Linked DNA regions of Homo sapiens: region 1 is linked to region 2. Evidence: chromatin contacts called from ENCODE Hi-C or POLR2A ChIA-PET data. All regions are on one chromosome and are shown on one strand. The core of a region is the stretch at or near the end of the contact, and the rest is flanking DNA. Distances in the headings are between cores, read along the strand shown.

The links. A loop is a pair of places that touch in the nucleus more often than their neighbours do. ChIA-PET counts read pairs that join two places held with the same protein, here RNA polymerase II (POLR2A). Pooled maps may share reads with other maps.
Region 1: a loop to region 2 is called in a map of endothelial cell of umbilical vein, with 5 times the contacts of the local background. The contact joins two enhancer-like sites. A Hi-C loop is called at or near these places in 3 of 168 maps with a recorded cell type or tissue (endothelial cell of umbilical vein, heart left ventricle and heart right ventricle) and 3 of 50 pooled maps. POLR2A ChIA-PET finds 5 or more read pairs at or near these places in 3 of 52 experiments (CD4-positive, alpha-beta T cell, GM12878 and HEK293T).

The regions. Positions count from the first base shown.
Region 1 is chr13:80,274,403-80,278,262 of GRCh38, forward strand. No RefSeq gene overlaps it. Among named protein-coding and RNA genes, the nearest start is that of SPRY2, 65 kb to the right of the region's middle. Within about 2 kb of position 2,154, at least 5 of the 41 ENCODE cell types and tissues checked have a DNase peak (open chromatin) inside an H3K27ac peak, as active enhancers do; they include endothelial cell of umbilical vein, where a contact is called at or near this core.
Region 2 is chr13:80,233,439-80,237,438 of GRCh38, forward strand. No RefSeq gene overlaps it. Among named protein-coding and RNA genes, the nearest start is that of SPRY2, 110 kb to the right of the region's middle. Within about 2 kb of position 2,138, at least 6 of the 41 ENCODE cell types and tissues checked have a DNase peak (open chromatin) inside an H3K27ac peak, as active enhancers do; they include endothelial cell of umbilical vein, where a contact is called at or near this core.

The sequences.
Region 1 (3,860 bases), core at 904-3,403, 41 kb after region 2:
ATCTGAACTGTTTATCTCAAATCACCATTTGGTGGAAATGCAGGAATGAGGCTTTCTGGATTTTAGATCAGGGCTTTCTAGATTCCCAGACTAATCTTGCTCTCTATTTTTGTCACCTAAAACTTCAGGGAATAAAGCTTTAGATGAAAGGCTATAGACAAAAATGAAAATGAAGAAAAATTGCTTTTTTTCAGTGCTTTCCCTCTTGCTCTGGTTACTTTTTCTTCATTTTCAGCACCACTTTTTTATTACTCTGCTGGCTCCTGTGTTTTCACATTGGCTTATCTCCAGGAAGAGAGCCTAAAAATGAATTCCTTCTAAGAATAAGTGACCTTAACCCAAAGGAATGATCTAACCTAAAGGAATAACTTCATAGCAATGAAGTTTTGACACTGGGTTACCTGGGTAAATAGTTTTTCAAGAGTTAGATGCTCTCCAAGTCTCCCTATAAATCATAGCACAGGGAAATGACTAAGATTAGCTTGCCCTCGAGGAATTACTGTCTCTTGCTCTCAGCTTGTTAGAGCTCCCACTATTTTTCTAATAGCCCTGGCTTCATATCCTGATATCCTTAAGGAGTAGGACAAAACATATTCCCCATTCAAGTCCTCAATCTTTTCCTAAAGAAGAACTACCTTTGACTTCTACTTGGGAAAAATTACAATGACCATATCAAATACTGACTTACTAATGAGAGGAATGGTGACACAGCCCAGAAGTACCTGGCATCATTATCCAACTTCTAAAAGTGGCAAATCAAAGAGAGAAGGCTTCAAAATCAGCAGGCAATAATATGCCAATCTGAGCCCTGCTCTAAACTCTAGATATCTAGATTCACAAGTTAAACATAGGCCTCCCCTTCTCTGAGCTCTTGAAAGGAAATGTCCATTCAAACCAAATGAAAAAATTCCCTTAACTATGTTCCTTTGAGGATATCATCCAACCTTGAACACTGCCTCACTCCTTTAAAAGCTTCTGCCATTTCCCATATCTTAATGTTAAATTGTTTAGTAAAGTTTATGGCATAATTTCTTCAGAGATTATCAGAAGGTTCCCAAATAACCCAGGGTAATTTAAATTCCTCATGCCTTCTCAATTTTGTAAGATATAACTGTAATCATTACAGTTCCTTAGAACTCTTGTCAAAAATAAATAAATTTAAATCTCATTATAATGAAGGCATCATTTTTCCCATAAAATTTGACTCTACTCTTCAAATTTTGATTTTCAAATTTGTATTTCCCCTAAAATTCATATGTATCAGAAGAATAATCATATGAGATTTCAGTCTTTTAATAAATGTGTTTTAAAATTGTGCTTAGAACTTGAGAGTTATGCTTAGGGAAAAAAAATCACACCCTGCTAGCATTTGCTGCCAACTATAAATTTCTACTAACTGCTTCTTTGTGGCAATGACCCAAAGCTATAGTTTTCTGCAGAAACTTTTTAGACTTGGAAACTGTCAACAATTTAGAAACAGATACATCAATGACAAAATTGATTATGTTTGTACAATAACTCTTAGCTGTTTATTACTTTTCTTTCGTACCTTGGTTAGTCATTTTAATTGGTGGCTTTTTTTTCCCCCTCACCAGACTACATGTTACAATAATGTGATATTTTTCTAAGTACTTCACACATTTGATTATTACCCTAACCTTGTGAAATAAACAAGGTAGTGTCACTATCCTTATTCTTTAGCTAAAAAGGAAAAAAAAACAAACGAAGTAAAGAGAGAGTAAAAGACTAGTCCAAAGACAGAGGGTTAGAGGGGCACCAAATACCATCATTCAAAAATAACTGATCTCAAATTTTATTAGTGACATAAAACCTTTATTTCTTCCTAGTTTCACAATATATCTACAGAGAAAGCCTACTACGTAGCTACCCTTATTCCACTTCCCAAATGCGTGCATTCTCACCCAGGCTGACTGTTCTTTTCTACTTTGCTGTTAGAAAATGGATTCCATGAGAATGAGCCATAAATACATGTCATTGGAAGGTATCAAAAATAAGTGAAAACCACAAAGAACCAGTTTCCATCCATCCCTGCCCCCTTTCCCAATGCCCACCAGGGGGAAAAAATAAAAATAGACAGGCTTGTAAGCACCCAGCTCTGGCCACAGAGCTGTTTGATTGCTTAAGCCGAGTGGTCAGACAATAGGACCAGAAAGAATGGCCGCTTCCTTCCTTCCTGTTGAGTGTTCTGCCTGAGTGAGCAAATTCAATAGCACTTTGCTTCACAGCAGCACTAGGCTCTAGCACGAGGAAAATCAACAAAGAGCCATTCTAGGGCATTTCCAACCCCACCTAAGCCAAGCCTCTGAGCTATAGAACCATGGGGGAGGGGGTGTCCAGATTCAGGTGCTCCTGGGGGCGTGCGCGTGAAAGCACACAAGCATCTAGGTTACCGCTTATATTGAGGGCCACTGTGCATTTGTAATTGTCCAGTCTAGCTGTTATCATTTTCAACTTTCTAATCCACAATTCTCTGCAATGTTTCAAAACTTTCCTGAAAGCTGGCTATTTCCTCGTGGCAACACAGTCAAAATTGGTATGGACAACTGTGATGACTCTAACTCTAGAATCATCTTAAATGCTCCTGTAATAAGTCATCCTTCTCTCCCCTCCACTGACTTTTAGATCTATGCCGAGTATGTACAATAATTTGGCCAATTTGGCAGTTAAGAACAGAAACCAGAGAAGACTTAAGACTAAGACACGTAGTTTCATGGATTATGTGTCAGACTTTCAGTGAACTTGTAGCCCTGGGCTGTGAACTTTGCAAGTGCCTCTCGGCTTTTTTCCTGTGCCTTTGGTAGGACAGGATAGCTAAATGGGGCTGGAATTGGATAGTTTTTCCCCCGGATTAATTAGGCTACAATAAAACCCCAACAGGTTAGGCTCTGGTAAAATAGTTTCTCTTGAGGGCAAGCCTTGTTAAGAAGAACAGCATGCTCTGGTATTTTTTCAAACTGATTACCTTTTCTCTCCCACTGCAAGAAGCCAGAGGGGATTTTTCCCTGATATTCACTATCAGAACCTGGTTGGGCTCCAAGAAATAAAACTCAAACTTCCACTGTGCATGTCCCCCAGAGTTTTTAACTGAGACTTGTCCACATTGAGTATCCAGAAATTTGTCAATTACAGTTCATGGTTCACACCCCGTACTGGTTCCTGCAGAAATTTGTTTGTGGGTTTTCTTATGAATATGAAAATTTATTTTATCATCATTTGTTATTGATTTAGTAACATGATTTCCACCACTGTAACATCCATGATGTTTGAGTATTTCTGGCAGTAAAAGTATATGTGGGCTGGTGCAATGGCTCACGCCTATAATCCTACCGTGTCCCGAATTGATGGGTTCTTGGTCTCACTGACTCCAAAAATGAAGCCGCAGACCCTCGTGGTGAGTGTTACAGTTCTTAACCGCAGGGTGTCTGGAGTTTGTTCTTTCCGGTGTTCGGAGTTCTTCCTTCCTCCCATCCAGAGTTGTTCATTCCTCCCGGTGGATTCGTGGTCTCGCTGGTTCAGAAAAGAAGCTGCAGACCTTTACAGTGAGTGTTACAGCTCATAAAGACAGTGTGGACCCAAGGAGCAAGCAGCAGCAAGATTTATTGCAAAGAGCGAATGAACAAAGTTTCCACAGGGTTGCCACTGCTGGTTGGGGCAGCCTGCTTTTATTCCCTTATCCGGCCCCACCCACATCCTGCTGATTGGTCCATTTTACAGAGAGCTGATTGGTCTGTTTTACAGAGTGTGGATTGGTCTGTTTTGACAGGGTGCTGATTGGTGCATTTACAATCCCTGAGCTAGACACAAAAATTCTCCACCTCACCACTAGATTAGCTAGATAC
Region 2 (4,000 bases), core at 888-3,387:
TGTGTGTAAATGAGCTTGCATAGATTTTTTTTAAATGATACTATTCTATACATATTATTTGCTGCTTGCTCTTTTCATTCAAAAATGATCACAATTATCTTTCCTCGCATATAGATCCACCCAATCTTTTTCTCTTTCCTTTTTCCTTTTTCTTAATGTAGTGCAATTTATTTAACTCTCCCTACTGATGTTTGTTTTATTTGTCTACAGCAGTGGTCCCCCACCTTTTTGGCAACAGGGACTGATTTTGTGGAAGACAATTTTTCCATGAATGGGGGCAGGAGCAGGGGATAGTTTCGGGATGATTCAAGCACATTACATTTGTTGTGTATTTTATTACTATTATTATTACATTGTAAGATATAATGAAATAATTCTGCAACTCACCATAATGTAGAGTCAGTGGGAGCCCTGAACTTGTCTTCCTGCAAATAGATGGTCCCATCTGGGGGTGATGAGAGACACCGACAGATCATCAGGCATTAGATTATCATAAGGAGTGCATAATCTAGATCCCTCACATGCGCAGTTCACAATAGGATTCAGTCTCCTATGAGAATCTAATGCCACCACTGATCTGACAGGAGACAGAGTTCAGACGCTAATGCAAGAGATGAGGACCAGCTGTAAATACAGATGAAGCTTCGCTCGCTAGCCCACCACTCACCTCCAGCTGTGCAGCCCAGTTACTAACAGGCCACAGATCACCACCAGTACGTGGCCTGGTTTTGGGGACCCCTGGTCTGCAGTATTTTATAATTTAAAAAAATCTGAGCAGAACCTATTTGAGCTCTGGATTTGTCTTTGGATTAACGTTTCTAACAGGATTTATTGCTAAAAACAAAATTTCATGGACAAAGGATACTTGCAGTTGAGATAAGATTTTCAAAGGTTTTATACAAATCTACATAAATGTTAGAAAAGGATCTCTGAGAAAATTTTTAAGTCCACAAGGATTATTTCTGTGAATGTTTACGAATATAATTTTGATAAATATAAGAAATGTGAATAACAAAGATGTGCATGTAACCATTAGAAACAGAAAAAATGGAATATATATAAACAGAAAAATTAGCCCTTGTTATTACCCTAATTTTTTCATTGTCACAATCTACTTTGCTTTTATAAACCAATAGTTTTTATAAACCTTTAAAATTTGATATATAAATCTAAGACTATCTTTAAATATAGTGGCTATATTCTTGAATCTAGTATCACAAATAAAGAATATTAGATTTGAATTTTAGAGACTTAGAATAGTATAAGCTATATTTAAGAAGACATTTAAGACAGTTAACAGTATTTATAATTTTGTCTGGAGGAAACATTATTCTTAAGGTATTTATTACCAAATTTACTTAAAATGCCCCCAACATAAAATATTCTAGAAAAACCTAGTCAGGTTTCTGCAGAAAGTATTTAGTTTATACTGTAGCTACTATGACGGTTTGCACATTACATTTATTTAGGATCACATGCTTACTGAGATGTAAATTACTTTCACAATTTTTTTGGTCTTATTTATTTTTGCCTCTCCCAGCTTCCATCACTGAATGAAATCGAGGCATCAAACATTGGTTTCATGTATTTTTTTTGTAGCAACAACTGTAGAAATTGTGTATGATGAAAAGGTCTTAACTACTGCTTAAAGAGAAAAAGAAATTGTGTGGTTTATTTTTAAAGGGTGCACTCACACACTCACAAAGTAGTGGGGTTGAAAGGAGAGAAAAAAGAGTAAAAGTTCATTGGAACCCAATGATTTATTGGGAAAGGCTCAGCGAGCTCACATAAAAACCAAAGGGGGGAAGTGGTCGGACATTGGGTCAAATCTCCATTCACATGTTGTGTAATAAAAGGCTGACTGTAGCCTTTCAGCCTTGCTTCTAGTCATAGACAATGGCAATTGCAGAGCAAGACTAATAACAGGATTTAGCATAAATCCACCACAGGAAGTGAACAGTTGTACTGGCAAATAATTAGCCAGGAAACATTTTATAGCAGCATCAGGATGCGTCCGTGAGCTTTCAAACTCTCAATGCATTTGTGATCATGAAAACATAATTAGTTCTCAGCGATTGTAATTTTTGTGTGTGTTTGTTGTAAGATGGTTCCTTTCCCCTCCTTTCTTTTCACAAACAGGCCTTATTTTTCCTATCCTAATTTAGCAGCCCCAGTGAGGGTTTTGAAGTCTCAAGGGAGGGGTTTAGAATGTTCTCTTTTTTCTCCTGCTGATGCTTTTTTATTGCAAGGTGGATGGTGTTTATTTTGCACAGCTAACAAGTGAGTTCAAAGCAATACGTTGCTCTTGAACTTTTGCCAGATTCCCAAAGCTGAAAGCTCCCCTGCGTGGTAGAACCGACCTGTACTATCAAAGCCTGACTAATTTGCAAAGGAATGTCAAAATGACTGGTGCACTGCATTTTCCACCACCCGCTTCATTTGACACTTAAAGGAAAGCTAAGTGGGAGTGTAAAAGGAAGGAAATTCATTCAAGGAAGCGTACCTTATAATGTGTGAATTAATTTCAGAAGAGAATGAGAGCTCATTGCCGAGTACTTGCATTTTCATCTTCTGTGCTCTTTGTTGTAGTTACTGTTTTTGTAAGGGTTGCTAATAAACATTATGCTTCTGTTCTCACATCATCCATATTAGGAGGAAATGCTGTCATTAGACTTGGCTTTGAAATCCTTTGTGTCAAAGTGTCTACATGAAGCTGCTTCATCTGATTTAGTCACACCAGTCAAAGAGCGGCCTCATGAAGACAAACACTTGGTCCAGGGCGATATTTTTTTCGCCTTTCAACACTCTAAAAAATCATTTCCTCAGAACCAAGAGAATTACATATATGAACAAATATAAATTGTTTTTAGAGGAGACAAGACTGATAAATAAAGTCCTACACTTCACATTTAAAAGCATAATTCAGGGATGATATTTGAAAATGGAATTCAGCTCACCTAAAAATTACGCTGAAACAAAGGTCACAGAGAATCAGATCAAATAGGAGACTTTGATTTAATTTAGTCTAATTCTAATCTCTGTGTTCCAATTGCATTTTATAACCTCGAATTTTATTTAAAACTTATATTGAAAATATGACATTGACATATTCACCCAAATAAGTTCATCTGCAAATCATTTCTTTAAGCATTGACCCTAAAATTTCATTACTATTTCTGATTGTTTTCCCGGGGAGTTTGCTGTGATTTATATAAATTGCCATTGTCATCAGCCAGGTGAACAGAAACCTTACCTTCAAAATTGTTTTCCTTGCTTGAGTTTTGACCATGAATTTCTTAATGTTCCCTTCTACCTAAAACTGAACTCCATATCTCAGCATGGTTTTGACCACTAAATGTGTACCTTATCTCTGTTACCAAAATCTGAGGTAATCTGGCAATGCGTCAGTTACTTGGAAGTGAGCTACTAAGGTACAGTCATGTAGTAGTTGTCTAAAAAGTGAGTGAACGTCAAACTGAAGGCCATGCTGCTAAAGGATGAAGGCCAGAGTCACATGGATCCAGGTTTGCATTACAGCTTTAGCACTTACCAGTTCTATGGCCACTGCTAATTAATTACCTTTCAAAGGCTTAGCTTCCTCATGTGTAAAATGAGGCTAATTTTACCACCTAACCTGTGGTTTATTGTCCTCCGTACTGTGAATGTCAAACAATAAACACTTAATAAATGTTATCTATTACAAAATCAAAGCAGTTTGGAAATAATATGCTGCAAGAATCAGGAATTCCTTCAAGTGGGCTTAAAATATAGGAAATATGGCCAAGCGCGGTGGCTCTCGCCTGTAATCCTAGCACTTTGGGAGGGTGAGTCCGGTGGATCACCTGAGGTCAGGAGTTCGAGACCAGCCTGGCCAACATAGTGAAACCCCGTCTCTATGAAAATACAAAATTCGCCACATGTGGTGGCATGCTCCTGTAACCCCAGCTATTTGGGAGGCTGAGGCAGGAGAATCACTTGAACCAGGGAGGCAGAGGTTGCA